Linked DNA regions of Homo sapiens: region 2 is linked to region 1. The links are chromatin loops, found by intact Hi-C in ENCODE. Cell type or tissue: A673. All regions are shown on one strand.

Evidence for each region. Peaks named below come from ENCODE experiments on the same cell type or tissue, not always from the same donor. Only the 100,000 strongest peaks of a DNase experiment are listed, where the experiment ranks them.
Region 2: a loop joins it to region 1, with 3 times the contacts of the local background. A loop is called at or near these places in 1 of 110 quality-filtered maps.

Annotation. Positions count from the first base shown.
Region 1 is chr11:45,978,299-45,986,298 of GRCh38, reverse strand. PHF21A (PHD finger protein 21A) reads left to right here. Exons shown (of 19, transcript NM_001352027.3): 7 at 6,333-6,539. Among named protein-coding and RNA genes, the nearest start is that of LARGE2, 60 kb to the right of the region's middle. RefSeq lists enhancers at 2,967-3,261, 3,760-4,657. In A673, no CTCF peak of the experiment used is centred here; DNase peaks (open chromatin) are centred at 1,948 and 3,128; H3K4me3 peaks cover 1,261 bases; H3K27ac peaks cover 3,359 bases.
Region 2 is chr11:46,028,590-46,036,589 of GRCh38, reverse strand. The region is part of intron 6 of PHF21A (PHD finger protein 21A); the gene reads left to right. Among named protein-coding and RNA genes, the nearest start is that of PHF21A, 89 kb to the left of the region's middle. In A673, no CTCF peak of the experiment used is centred here; no DNase peak of the experiment used is centred here.

The DNA.
Region 1 (8,000 bases):
AGATGGGGTTGAGTTTACCTATTAGAGCATGAGTGAATTAAATAAGAAAACTGCATTTCAATCAGGCTAGCAAATAAAAGGTCTAAAGTCTAAATTTTTAGAGAGATGGACTGTAAATCCTAATGATATTAATAAAGGGTCTCATCTCCTATGGAGATGAGATGTAAAATCCATTGATGTAAATACCTCTGTGTGTGTGTGTGTGTGTGTGTGTTTTGAAGGAAGAATAAGCCCCAAAGAATATTTTTTAATTAAAAAAGTAAGCCGAAGTCTAATCAATACCATGATATATGCATTCTTTGCCATCTGTTAAACATCCATGCAGAGAATTTTAAACTTTACTGAAAAAAATCTCTGATAATTACAGTTGCTGCTGTTGTCAATTTGTTTATTTGTACTATATAAATTCCATGACAACTTGAGAACTATAAAATAATTATGTCCCCAAATCTCAAAACCAGGAAAGAGACCTTCTTTTGTAGACATTGTGTCCAGTTCACTGTGTAAGATGAGGTTGTAGATGCTGTTTCTGTCAAACAGGTGGTATTTTAAAAGGATATGTACTTTTTAAAAGAGGTTAAAAAGGGAAAGAAACTATTTGTCTAATTCTTTGTGAATCTCAGAGAGTCTGGGGAAAACTTTCTAGTATCTTACAAAATGAAGAAAGTGCAATTATTTTAGCTAAGTATATTTTTATAGCTTCTGCCACCAGTATTCCTCCCTGTCTTCCTCTGTTAGAATTCTATCCTGTGTCTTGCCTGGACTATCCCCTCCAATAACTCCAGTGCAGATTCTCTTATTGAATTTTACTTGCATTAAGGAGGGAGTTTATCTTGAGTTTCTCTTCTGTGTGTTTGTCCATAAAATGGCATTCTGTGTTTTTGTTCATAAAATGGTGAAATCTTCACTTAGTTTCTGTTTCCATTAAACAATACATACATTTTACTCTAGATTGTAATTTTGTCTCTAATGTTATGACAGTAACACATCCCCTCTTCTTTAGAGGATAATTTTGTGGCACATTCTGAAGACTGCCCTGTCTCCTTCCTGCATCCTCAGCGTTGATGAATATTGGTGTGACTTATCAATGCAGTGGCTGAGTTTTAGTTAGACGGTAGAAAGTCTTTTTTTTCCTCTTTGAGTAAGTTCTGATCTCATCAACAAATAAACATTTCTCCAGGTTAGTTTTTCCATACGCGTAAAATTTAGTATCCTTGGTTTCATTTTGAGCAATTGGTGTGTCTGAAGACCCAGAAAGATTTTGAGTAAGATTTGATACCTTTCTGCATTTGTGAAAAGTTACAAGTCTCTATCAGCCTCTGGTATAAAGAGTGAAGGTTGTATTTTTAAATTGCATGTTGATTCATGGAAGGAATAAAAGGATGCATCTTTAAGGCAATACTGTGTAAGAAGATGTCTTGAGTGGGTGTGGCCCTCTAATAATTGATACGCAACAGATACTGCCATGTAGAGCACAAACCAGTGGAGTGACTGAATGTGTGAAAAAGCAGAGACTTGCAGCACTGACATCCAGTTGTGGAGGGCAGGGTCTTGGAGTTTCTTTTGAGAGAAGCTTTCTAAAATTTGTGGGAGCAATTTTTGATAGGAATAAACTGGTGGGTTGATTGGGTGGGGGCAGTCCTTCCGTCTCTCCGTCTCCCTTCTCTGTTGACAAAAGCCATGGAACGTGACTTAAACGGTGGAAAAACGAACCTGATTTTCTGTTGTATTAGACCTATAAAATTCCGTATTTTTCTTCAGGATCTGTCTTGCTGTCGTGTGAACACGTTGATAGTATCGCTGAATGTCACAATATTGATCACCGTGACTACCTGTCTTGGAAACTGTGACTTGAAGTGTCAGAGGCTCTGTGAACTCTTCTGCCTGAACAAGCCCTGATGAAACCCAGTGATGCGAATGTCAAGGGAATCTAAGGCTCCTTGTTACATGCTGGGTTTATGGAGCAGTTCTTGACAGATGGATTGAAGTGGGCGGTACTAGCAGTTCTGGAGGCCTGGCATGTTGGCTTATTGTTTATAGAAATATATTAAGAAGAAAAGATGATAAGTTATTAATTTTTTCTCCCTCTCTCCCTTCCGTCTTTGTTCTTTCCAGCTTTCTTTTTTCATTTCCCTGATTTTTTCCCTCTCTTTTAACTCTCATTAACTTATCAGTGAATGATGAATGGCCAGTTTGTGAAATTTAGCCCTTTCTCAAAGCTTCAGGATAATGTTCCAATATAGTTAGCTACATTTAAAGATCTCCATTATATGTGAATACCTTTGAAAATATCAAATCATGTATGCCAGTATAACCTTCGTCAGTGACCAGCAGCAGTCATGACGTCTTCATTTAAAACACATAGTAGTAAAAATATAGGCTCATCTCCTGTGGAGATGAGAGGATATCCTTTATATAGGGAGCAGTGAGAACCTTGGATGATACCACACAGCTAGGGTTTTTGAGATATTTTCGCCGTATTCTCTTGCTGCCACCCAGAAGTGGTACTGACCTAAATCCGGGGTCCCTCTGAAGTCATTTGAGTGCTGTGTTTGCCAGAGCTGCAAGACTGAACTAGAACGAGACTGGATTGTGAGACTTAGAAAAGCCAGCTAATATGCACAGCAACTCTCCTTTACTCCCAGTCCTTGGAAGAGCCTGCAGGGCCTCCACACCTAAGGAGCACCTCTGCTGCAGAGCTCACCTGGCTTTCAGTTACTGGTTTCTAAGTGCAGTCATCTATATTTAAGTGACAGAGGGCATCAGTGCTTCCTCAAAATCTTGATTTAAAAATTTTTTTTTTTCACAGATAGCAACAGACATGTATAACCACACACGCAGTATTCTAATCTGGTGAACACAGCAAGGAGTAAGGGACAATTCATTTCTGAGTGGCAGTTTGACATACCAACGCTATCTTTTAAAGAAAGCTTTACCCAGCTCATATGATCTGACCTGTAATGCAGAGCTCTCTTTCTTTTTCCTTTTTTTTTTCCCTCCTCTCAAGGACTGATGTAAGTTTGCAAGTATTTTGATCATGTCCCCCCACCAGCCCCCACCCCAAGCTTCCACGGCTTTGTTTCAGGCCCTGGGGGAGGAGCAGTTGTGAATGCAGTGTGACTCACTTGACTCCCACGCTCCTGATTCTGGTTCTGATTGGTCGTCACCTTGCTCTAGCCATATGGCTGAAGAGTAGTACTCTAGCCCGCATCCCTTGCTCCTGCTTTCCCTACTGTTCCCTTCTGTTGTACATGACATTGGAAATGGGTTCTGGGCTTTGTTTCTTGCTTCTAGTGTACTTTAGCTAGGCAGTGATTAGGAGAGCACATTGTGTTTCCTAAGGATGGCTGTAGAGGAGAAAAAAACACCCTTTCCTTTTGTGACTGGTATAGTAATTAGTTTCCTGTGCTGTTTTTGTCCAAAGTTTATTTTTTGGCAGGTGTCATGTTTATGTTGTATTATTTCCTCCTGATTTATCTCCTTCTTCTGATTTGATCTGTTTTGGGTTTTTTATTGTTGTTTTTGTTTTGTAAGAGCTCTTAGGGTTCCTTTCTCTGGCTGCTGATGCTGCACGTTAGCTAGTTCGTTAATATGTTTGATGTCTGATGGGGAGGAGGACTGAAGCAACTCTAAATAATTACTTAATTTTTAAATGTCTAAATGTTCTAGCAGTCACCAAGCAATAAAATTTACATGAGATTCTCAACATTATCTGCAGCACCACTGCTATTACTTTGCCTTCTCCTAAACTACAGCAGTTTAATTATTCTGCCTTTTATATTGGAGAAATAGAATTTTGAAGACTTGAAAGTTAACTTTATAAGCATTTGATATTTTATTAATTTGCATTTTTATTATTCTGCAGATAGTTTCTGCAAAGACTTTAAACTCTGCATCATTTAAAAAAAAATATTTACTCAGAGAGGCAGTGCTAGCAGAATATAATGCATAGCAGAATTTTTCCCCCCAAAATTGGCCTTTATATGATATTTTAGTTGTCTGAAAAGAATCAATAATAAAAATATTTTTCTAAAAACCTCTCAGCCGGGCGTGGTGGCTTATGCCTATAATCCCAGCACTTTGGGAGGCCAAGGTGGGCAGATTGCATGAGCTCAGGAGTTTGAGACCAGCCTGGGCAACATGGCGAAACCCCATCTCTACAAAAAATAAAAAAATTAGCTGGGCATGGTAGCACGCTCTTGTAGTCCCAGCTACTTGGTAGGTTGAGGTGACAGGATCGCTTGAGCCTGGGGCGTGGAAATGGCAATGAGCCAAGATTGTGCTGCCGCACTCCAGCCTGGGTGACAGAGCCAGACCCTGTTTCAAAACAACCAAAAAAAAAAAAAAAAAAAAAAAAAGAAAAACAAAAAGAGAGAAACAAACCAAAAAATAAAAACAAACAACTCTCAAGAGAACTTTTTTTTTTACTTAAAGATTTTAGAAATTCATTTTATACATATTTTAATGTTCAAATATGTTAAATGAGTAATCCACAGATTTGGATTCTTCAGAGAATATGGGGGATGAAGTTGGTTAGAGCCATAAGCAGGCATTTGAGAATTAACCTGGCTCTTATGGTTTCATCTAACTATTTAAAGCTCTTCATTCACTTCTTTTTCTTCATTCATAATCTATATTAGAAAATCACAATCTATTTTTATCAGAAATAGCACACCTCTGCTAATGAACTAACTTGAAAGTGTATGAGATATGAGAGGAATGCTGCTTATACCTTCTTCCTCCTATTAGGGCAGGAGAGTCAGAGCCCAAATATGGCCCCAAATAGTTATTATATGCTTTATGAGCCATTTGTTGGTCTTTGGTCCCACCACTTTACACATCAGGTAAAGAGAACAAGGACATTTACTGAGCAATATAGTTTTTTTTTTTTTTTTTTTTTTTTTTTGAGACAGGGTTTCACTCTGTCACCCAGGCTGGAGTGCAGAGTGCAATGGCATGATCTTGGCTCACTGCAACCTCCATCTCCTAGGTTCAAGCAATTCTCCTGCCTCAGCCTGCTGAGTAGCTGGGATTACAGGTGTGTGCCACCATGCTTGGCTAATTTTTGTATTTTTAGCGGAGATGGGGTTTCACCATGTTGGCCAGGCTGGTCTTGAACTCCTGACCTCAAGTGATCCACCCACCTTGGCCTCCTAAAGTGCTGGGATTACAGGCATGAGCCACCGTGTTGGGCCAGCAATATAGTTATAAGTGCAGAGTATAGTTGTGAACCAAATAAGCCCCTGCACTCATGGGGCTTACATGCTGTTGAAGTGTATTATAATAATGAAGGTATCCAGAAACACATTTCTCTTGGATTTGAGCAAGGCCTAGAAAGTTTGAAGAACTTTGACATTAATTTTTCACTCCACGCAGTTAAATCCCTACTCTGCCTAAACAAACGTGTGTACCGCCACAGAACCTGTCCCAGCAAAGAAGTCCTGCTCATGAGTTACACATTTCAGTAATTTAGAATGTGTTGTTTATATGGCATATTACTGGGATCAAGGTTTCTTTGTTTAACAGTCTGTTTAATGTTTTCAACTGGGACAGATACATGATGTTTGCTTAATAAAAATTACTATGGCTAGTATCTGTGTTATCATATGCAAAAAATAATAAGCTGGGCCCAGTGGTGTGTGCTTGTAGTTCCAGCTACTTGGGATGCTGAAGTGAGAAGATTGCTTGATGCCAGGAGTTCAAGGCTGTAGTGCATGCACTATGACTACACCTGTGAATAGCTACTGTACTCCAACCTGGGCAGTATAGAGAGACACTATCTCTAATAATAATAATAATGATCAACAATGTGCCAATCACAGTTCTGAGTACTTTCCATATAACAAGTCATTTGGTGCTCATAAGAACCTCAAGGGTACTGTTAACCACCTCATTTTAAAGAGCAAGACAGTGAGGCACAGGTAGGTTCATAAACTTACCCAACATCTTAGAGCTGTGAGTAGCAAAACTGAAATTGGAGTTGAAGTAGGATGGCTCCAGAGTCCTGCTTTTTACTGCTACGTTGTATACTGCTCTCAGCATGCTAAGTTAATAATAGGACATCTGAGCTCTGCTGTGTGATCTCCTTCAGATTTTTCATTTGTGTGCCTCAGTTGCCCTTTATATATAAAACATTTCTTACACCATCAGTTTCATATTACCAATAATGTATATTAAATGCTTTAAGCTCTTCATATGTAGAACCTGTGTAAATTTAGATGTAATAAGTTTTAGATGAAGCTATTTATAGAAAAGATGTCAGAGCATATTTCTGTGCAGCTGATAGAGCAGTATTCTAATATCTTTTATTTCTTTTTGTCTTCATTTGGTAGAAAAGAGTAGTTGAACAGCTACGGAAGAACCTGATAGTAAAGCAAGAACAACCGGACAAGTTCCAAATACAGCCATTGCCACAATCTGAAAACAAACTACAAACAGCACAGCAGCAACCACTACAGCAACTACAACAACAGCAGCAGTACCACCACCACCACGCCCAGCAGTCAGCTGCAGCCTCTCCCAACCTGACTGCTTCACAGGTAAATGTGTGGATGGAACATTGCAGGCTGCAGATTGTAGACTGATTTGTTGTTGGTCATATAGAACTGGGTCCTGTCTCACACTATACTAAGCTCAGCTAGAACTAAACAAAAGTTATTTTGATTGCTTTTTTACAGTATAACCCAGATAAGTATCACTTGTAATCATTGGCAGAAGGAAATAACATTACTAAGAAGCAAAAATTAAATGATTTCCCACCTGTCTGAAGAAGGGGAGAAAGGTAGTCAATAACAAAAATCAATTATCTGCTTTACAGCAGAATTAAAACCTTATTTTGAATTTTTGGAGGTATTTATTTACACTTGTTCTAAAAGTTTGTGACTTGACCTCTTCTGGAATTCTTAGCAACTAGGCATAGAGCTATTCCAGGATCAGTGCTCTTGGGACCAGATAGAAAGAAGCATTTGGAAGGGTGCTATGGCTGGGCTCAGTAGCTCATGCCTGTAATCCCAGCACTTTGGGAGGCTGAGGTGGGCAGATCACTTGAGGTCAGGAGTTTGAGACCAGCCTGGCCAACGTGGTGAAACTTCATTTCTACTAAAAATACAAAAAAATTAGCCAGGCCTGGTAGCAGGCGCCTGTAATCCCAGCTACTCGGCAGGCTGAGGCAGGAGAATCACTTGAACCCAGGAGGCAGAGGCTGCAGTGGGCTGAGATCACACCACTGCACTCCAGCCTGGGCAACAGAGCAAAACTCCGTCTCAAAAAAAAAAAAAGAAGAGTGCTATATTTGCACTATTCATAGAAACACTCATTTTTAAGCCCATATTTATAAGAAAATGTATTTGTTCTAATACACTGATGGGAATCTGAAATGAAAGCTACAGGTCAAAACTAAAGAAATGGGAGCTTAATAAAATTCTAACTTGGTGTAGCTGTGCAAATGTTTTTACCAAAAAGGGCATTTAAACAAGCATACAATTTAAGAATCGTGAGGCAATCAAGATACACAAAAAGGGCGTATTTGGAAATGATATTCCAAATGATACTTGGATCCTTGAAGGTCACAGATCCCTTTATGACTCTGTTGAAAGCTATAGATCCCTCTCCAGAAGAATATACATTCACACTTAATACACTCATTTTTGCACACTTCAAGGACTTTGGGATCCTCTGAAACCTAAGCGTGGATACCTCTTACAACCAACACCAGGTCTTCACTGTGTCTTTATATAGAGAGAAAAAGAGTATAGTTCAGTTGGCTGTTCACTGTTTATGGACATTGGACTGGTTCATGTGCAACATTTTGCAAGTAAAGAATGAATTTTTTATAAGAACACTAAAGATAAGTTAACATTTAATAGAGGTTACTGTATACTGGCAGTCTCCTAAGTGTTTTACATAATGGACATACTCCTCACCCTAATCCTAAGAGGAAGTTATTATTATTACCATCTCTGTTTTTTTGTTTGTTTGTTTTTTTGTTATTGTTTTTTTGA
Region 2 (8,000 bases), 50 kb before region 1:
TAGGGACATAAAAGAGTTTAAATAAATGAAGATCATTCATACCTTCTTTCTAAGTGGGGAGATTGAACGTTTTAAGGAAGTCAATTATCCTGAAATCTATAAATTTACTATAATTCTCTTCAAAATTCCAGTGAATATTTTGGGGAATTTGACAGATTGAGTCTAAAGTTCACCCAGATGTAGCCAAGGAAACTTTGAAAAAGAATTAAGGAGAATGTTACATTTCTAGCCCAGCTGCCCACTGAACAACTTCACTTCAGTGTCGTACTGGCATCTTAGACTCAGGATGTCCTGAACTGTACTCATTATTTTCTCTCCAGTGTTTCCAGTTATGTTACTTATGACTGTAAATTTTACCACAGTCTACCACAATAAAAAAGCCAGAATCTTAAACATCATTGTTGACTCTGAAAGCCTTCCTTGATTCTTCCCTTTCACTCATCTCCGAAATTCAGTCATCATGTTCTGCCAGTCTTCTTCTTAGATATCTTTTTAAATCTATCTTCTTTCCATAAGCACTACTTTAGCCCATGCCATTATTATCTCTTGCCTGGCTTATTTAAAGAGTTTCTTTTTGAATCTTCTTGCTTCCAGCCTTCTTCCCTTCTCTTTACTGTAGCTAGAGTGAATCTTCAAAAATGCAAATTTAAATGGTTGCTTAAAACCTCTCTGTGTCTTCTCTTTGCTCTTAGGACCAAGTCCAAAATCTTAACGTGGCTCGCAAATTTGTGTGATACATACCTACTTTCTCCAACCTCTCTTTTCTCTCTCTCTTTCTTCAAACTCTAACTTTTCTCACAACTAAATGGACCCTAGTCTTTCTGCATCTTTGAACTTACTGGTCTCCCTTCTGAGACACTGTTCTCCTCCCCACCTTGGTGAGCTCATACACATCCTTCAAGTCTCAGTGTAAAACTACTTCTTCCTAGAGGCCTTCTCTGACCTATAGATTAGGTTAGGTCCACCTGTTGGTTGTTTACCCTAGTGTACCTTATTCCCTTTATCCTAACACTCATTATATTTTATCATAATGATTTGTCTCTCTTTGCTTCTAGGTTTTAAACTCAATGAGAGTCAGGACTCCACCTGCCTATTCAAGGGAATATTCTCTGGCTAACACAATGTAGTGTACTGAATATGTACATTAAGTGAATGAAGTAACCAACAGAGTCAAAACATACTAGAAGGTTTAGTCAGTGAACGGTATGATGCTGGCAAGGAACAAACAGATTAGCAGAGCAAAACAACTTAAAAATAAAACATTCATATGAATTGGAATTTAATATAATAGAGATAATATTTCAGATCAGTAGAGAAAGATGGATTTTTTTCAGGAAATGGTATAAGAACAATTGGCTGTCCACTTCAGGAAAAAATATCAAGTGAGGCTCCTAGTCAGGACTGTCTTGATTGCAAATTACACATTCAGCTCAAACTAGCTGAAGCCAAAAAGAGAGCGGACATATTGGGAGGATGTTAAGGTATCACAGAAAGGAGGGAATAGGTGAACAGTATTCCCTCAGGAATGCAAGAAGCAGCAAACCTCTTCAGTCCTCATAGACTAGTTACTCTTTCATTTATATCATATGTTCTCCACTTCATTTTTAACTACGGTAGGCTAACTCTGTGTGGCAGAGAATGTAGCCTTTAGCAGCTTCCAGGTTTTGTCACCTTTTGAAGAAAAGTGTTCTCTGGCATGTTGAAAATACTTGAGGAAGTACTTTGATTTGTGTGGCCAGGGTCACATGCCCACTATCCCCTTGTAGGGCTCAGACCAATCACTATATCCTGGGAAACTGGGTCATGTAAGACTTCTTACACATATGACATGTTGGTTTCTGCAGGTGCGTGTGTCTCAGTGTGTGGATTTGGGGAAGGATGAACGTGAAAAGAAAGCCTCCCCAGGAAAGGAGGCGAGTAGCACAGCCATAGATAGCCACTGGGAGACCTGTCATGAGCTGGATAGTCACCGTAATTTTTGTCTGCTGTTATCTCTGTTTTACATCATACTAAAAAACAAATTTAAAGTGGATTAGAGATTTAATATATAACATTATAAAAATACTAAAAGAAAACAGTTTTTTTGTTCTTTTTATCTTGGAGTGTGGAAGACCTTCCTTAGTATGATAAGAAGACCAGAAACCATACAGGAAAGGACCTAATAACATAAGAGGATAAAAGAAAGAAGAGAAACCTTATTTAAGGCAAAGGCAGTAAAAGCAAAATTGCAAAAACAGCAATAAAAAATTCAAGACAGATATTTTTAACACATGTGTGACAAAGGGTTATTAGTCTTACATATAAAGAGTTCTTATGAATCTCTAAGAAAAGTATGAGCCTCCCAAGGGAAAAGTATGCAAGGGGGGGGTGGGGGCACTAATATTAAGGCAACTCACAGCAGAAGTAAAAATACTAGTATATGTTACAGAATAGGAAGCATCAGTGGACAGTAAATATGTGAAAGATGATTAGTTTTATTAGTAATGAGGAAAATGAGATTTAAAACCACAGTGAGATATCATTTTACTTCTGACAGATTGGCAAAAATTAAAATATCCAACAACAATCATTGGCAAGGATAAGCAGCAAGAAACCTTATACACTGCTGAATGGAATATAAAATTGTTCAACAACTTTGGAAAACAATTTTTGATTTTCTAGCAAATTTGAAGATGTGTATACTTTATGACCCACCAGTTCTCCTCCTAGATATATACTCTAGAGCAGCACTGTCCAATAGAAATAGAACAGAAAACACATATGTAATTAAAAGATTTCTAGCAGCCACCTACAAAAAAGTAAACAGAGTTGAAATCAATTTTAAGTCTTTGAAATCCGGTGTTTATATTTTACACTTGCAGCACATCTCAGCTTGAGGTAGCCATATTTTAAGTGCTCAATAGCCATATATGGCTAGTGGATAGATAGCATATTGGACAATGCAGCTTTAAAGACACTCTTACAGACATACAGAAGGACTTGCATGAGAATATTTGTAGCAGCCTTGTTAATAATAACAGAAAATGGGCTAAGCATGGTGGCTCACACCTGTAATCCCAACACTTTGGGAGGCTGAGGCCGGTGGATTGCTTGAGCCCAGGAGTTCAAGACCAGCCTAGGCAACATGGCGAAACCCATCTCTACCAAAAATACAAAAATTAGCCAGATGTGGTGGTGCACACCTGTGGTCCCAGCTGTTTGGGAGGCTGAGGTGGAAGGATCCCTCGAGCCTAGGAGGCAGAGGCTGCAGTGAGCCATGATTGCACCACTGCACTCCAATCTAGGCAACAGAGTAAGACTGTGCCTCAACAACAACAATAATACTAACAACAACAGAAAATGGAATCAGTCCAAATATCCTGTGATAGGATAAGTAAATTATGGGACACTCCTATGGTGGAATACCATACTATAGTTTTTAAAAAATGAATGAACTGCAGGTATATGTATCAACATGGAGAATTTCATGAGACTTGGGAAAAAATACAAGTCACAGGATACATAAAAACTAATAAAACATTATATATGGATAATTATATAAGTGGTAAAGTTAGAAGAAATTCAGAATAGTAACTACCTTTTGGGCAGAAGGAGAGGGATGCAATTAGAGAGAGGCTCTTAGGGATTCAGAGGTACCAAAACTAGCCTGTTTATTAGAGATTATATGTACATGTATGTATACATACTTATACATTCATATGTACATTCACACATGTACTTATACTCTTGTATGAATCATTAAACATATTAAAATCATTAATGGCCAATAAATATGAAGCGATGCTCAGTTTCATTAATAGGAATTATAAATTAGAACAATAATGAAATTTTTTCACTCATGAAACTGATAAATTTTAAGGGTATCAAGTCTGTGTACTTGTAAGAGATAGACAAACAGGCAGTCCTTACTCTATTGATGAAAGTATATATAGCCTTTTCAGACAACAGTTTTGGAATAGGAATCTACATTTTAAATTAGGCTACCCTTTAACCCAGCAGCATGATTTCTAAGAATTTATTCTCAGGAAGGATTCAGATAAGTGAATAAAGATACATTTATAAGGATGTTCATTACAGTTTTTTTAAATAATAGTGGAGAATTGAAAAAAACATTTGGTGTATTTGTGAGTGCACTTGTTAAGAAAAGGAAGTAGATGATACTGATTTTCACATGGAAATGTATTCGTGACATATTATTAAATAAACGAAGGACATGGTAGCACACTATGCAGTGTATGATCCCAGATTGTTATATAAAATCAGAAAAATATTAGAAAGAAATAACGGAGCTTATTTCTGGGGTTGAGAGGGATTACATGATATTTTAATTTCTTGAAAAAAATTAAATGAAATTATATTACATTTATAAATAGGAAAATATAATGATATTTTCGCTTTTTGTGAGATTAGCATCATTTTGTGTAGCAGGGTGATCCTAACTAAGGACACAGGACATTGCTCTAGGCTATCTAAATCAAACTCTGGTGTGTCTCCTTTTGAGAAATTTGTAGGGATTCAAACAGTTTTCTTTTTAAAGCAGCACTTAAGAGTTGGGCTTTGACTGTGTTTTAAATTATCAGCTAATAAAGCTGTGGTTTTCATGTTAGTGTGGAAGAGAACAAAAAGATGTGCATTGGGGAAAATTGGGTAACTGTGTGGCCCAATCCAATCCAGTTCCTTGTACCTGATAATGCTTCTGCTAACTTTAATCAAGCATTTATGTCTCACCCCATTTCCATAGTCTCTTGAGTGAATGTCACCCCTGAGTACTTACAGATTCTTCCAGCTTTTGCGTATAGTGTTAGTAACGTCTCTGGAAAAAAATTATTGCATTCTTTTCCAGACACTATTAGACCTAACAGACAAAGCCAGAGGAAAAAAGAGTCTCAGCCAAACCTTTTTGATTTGACCTGCCTCGGAGCGCCTATTAATCTAAAGAGAAAAGAATCCACTAACTAAACAATGTAAATTACATAACTGCCTAATTATGCATGTTTATTATCAACTTTTAAGAAAAAGAATGAATTCGTACCGGCTGCATGAACTACTAGGTTAAATCCTGCCAGACCCTCACCTCATGGGTCCTGTGTACTATCTTTGGGTTCCTGTTGCCAGGCTCCAGCTCCCATTACCTTCCCTTCCTACTCTGGGCCCCTCCAACAGTAATAGTCTGTGATTCTTTGTTGTTGTTTATCCAAGGAAGTGACATAATCAATCTGAGCTACATTTTCTTGCTATTAATCTGGCAGTGCTATATGGAAAGGAAGAAATGGGGTGTGGGAGTATAGTTAGAATTATATTATTGTGGCTTAAGGCTAAGGAAACAATTTCTGACACTGGTAAGGGACAAAAGGTATGGAAAGAGGTTGGAAGGGACATTATTGCAGAACAATCAACAAGATTAGGCATTATTGGGAACTGGGCCACAAGGTAGAGGAAGAAAGAATGATAAGTGACTCTGAGGCTTTGAGCTTGGGTGGCTAAAAATGTATAGCACTGGAACACAGCTTTTACTACGTGATCGCTTGTCGTACATGAATTTCCTGTAAAAGTTCACTCACTGGTGTAGGCTCTAGCTCCTTATGGCTCTGCATTATTTGCATTTTAGGACATTTATTTATTTGTGAGCAAATATTGATAGATGCTACTGTTTTAAAATCAGCAATTTCTCTGGTCAGTCTCCTCCACTTCCCCCAAAAAGTAGAAATTGCTACTGGAAACACACACACACACACACACACACACACACACACACACACGCACACACACGCACACACACACACTATGTGGTTTAGAAGAAATGATCGTCACCTTCTTAAAGTTACAAATTAAAAAAAAACTGAAGTAAATATAGTTGAATGGGAACATAAAATATTTGAATGCAAATGTGAGATTTAGTGAAAATTGGTTTTATTATGTTTATGATGCAGTTGTTTAAAAGATACAAATATGTGTTTTAGGATTAAAGAATCTTTTTGAATTTTGTGTTCAAGGTGATATAAAAGTTAAATTTTAGTAACATTCAGAGAACAGACTAATGAAAAGTAGCTTATTTATACACTTGAGACTGAAAAAGAATACTTTCCTTGTTGTCTCTTTTTGGATCTTTTTAAAATGCTGGTATTGAAATCTGATATTAGCCCCCATTGGTTCAAAGAATAATCTCTTGATCATAATATTAGAAGACAAATGATGAAAACCTGGGCAAATCATTTGGTAAGAATAAAAGATCGTGCAGGATCGTCTTGTTATGAAAGAAGCATTCTTGATTGGAGCAAGAGAACTTATGGAGAGAAAAAATAATTTTATATTGTCTTGACACCCTTTTAAAGAAATCAGAATAGAAACTAAAAATGTACCTTGGTCTTATTCTCTGGATAAGCTCTTTTCAGAGGCTGGGATTCTAAACCTGCAGTAGCTTTTAATGTATTAGCAAGATATTCTCCAGATAGAGTCAGCAGTTTGCTCTATTGTTTAGCGTTGATTCTTTGTCCAAAGACCGTAATGAATAACAACCTACTGTATTAGTTGTATATATCAGGGCTCTCTTCTTGTACAGAGCGTAATACACTTAGTTTTGAAAATAAATTTGAGTGAGGAGGATATTTATCAAATCAAGTTATAAAGACTATCCAAATTATGTCTTCAATTTTAAAACACTTTTGTAAGTATTAAAGTATTTTACCTACCAATTAGGGATTCACATTCTTATCTTCTTCTATGCCTTTGTTATTATTTTTACTGTATAACTGCAGGTGGAGTAAAGTTGAAATACTTTTAACTAAAAGCACTCTAACGGACATTTGTTATTTTTAAGCTAGGTGCACTATTGGAAATGACATGAAATTTATTGCTAGGTTTTTAGGTTGTACATATTTAAGGAAATATAGTTTATGAAGACAGTTTTTTTTTTTTTTTTTGAGACGGAGGCTCTAGTGCAGTGGCACGATCTTGGCTCACCGCAACCTTTGCCTTCTGGGTTCAAGTGATTCTCCTGCCTCAGCTTCCCAAGTAGCTGGGATTACAGACATGCGCTACCACGCCCAGCTAATTTTTGTATTTTTAGTAGAGACAGGGTTTCACCATGTTGCCCAGGCTGGTCTTGAACTCCTGATCTCAAGTGATCTGCCCGCCTTGGCCTCCCCGTGTATTAGGATTACAGGCGTGAGCCACTGCGCCCAGCCAGTGAAGAATTTTTTAATCCTTAAACTCAAAGGGAATATAGAATAAAAACAAGTCTGTTTTCAGAACAGTTATTTAGCTGGGCCTCTAGAAAAAAATAAAATATTGTTTTGGGAACCTATTATGTGAGGAAAAATTCAACAAGTATTTGTTAGACTTTGTGAAAGTCAGTATCAAGTAGAATTAATCAGTGAAAGAGCATTTCCACAACATTAAATGCAAAAAAATTGACCAAAGATTATGAGACAAGAAGTTATCGTTGACTTCTTGAGTTAAGCCCTTAATTTCCACAAGGTTTAGCTTATCATGACAGATAACACTCTTTTGCAAGCTACATTTTGTTTTGAAAAGGTAATGGTCAGATTAATAAACCATGATTGCATCAATATTAGACTTGTGGTACAATTTGTAGATCCAATAGAAATGAAAGAGGATCTAACAGTCTGTAGTCAACTTGTGTTCATATAGTCCTTTGGGGCATAGTAATACACATTGAAGCAAATAAAAAATTAGAAATGCCTTAAAAGGCAAGCCTTTGCTGGGCGTGGTGGCTCACGCCTGTAATCCCAGCACTTTGGGAGGCCGAGGCGAGTGGACGATGAGGTCAGGAGTTCGAAACTAGCCTGACCAACATGGTGAAACCCCATCTCTACTAAAAATACAGAAATTAGCTGGGCGTGGTGGCGGGCGCCTGTAATCCCAGCTACTCAGGAGGCTGAGGCAGGAGAATCACTTCAACTTGGGAGGCGGAGGTTGCAGTGAGCCGAGATCATGCCACTGCACTCCAGCCTGGGCGACAGAACGAGACTCTGTCTCAA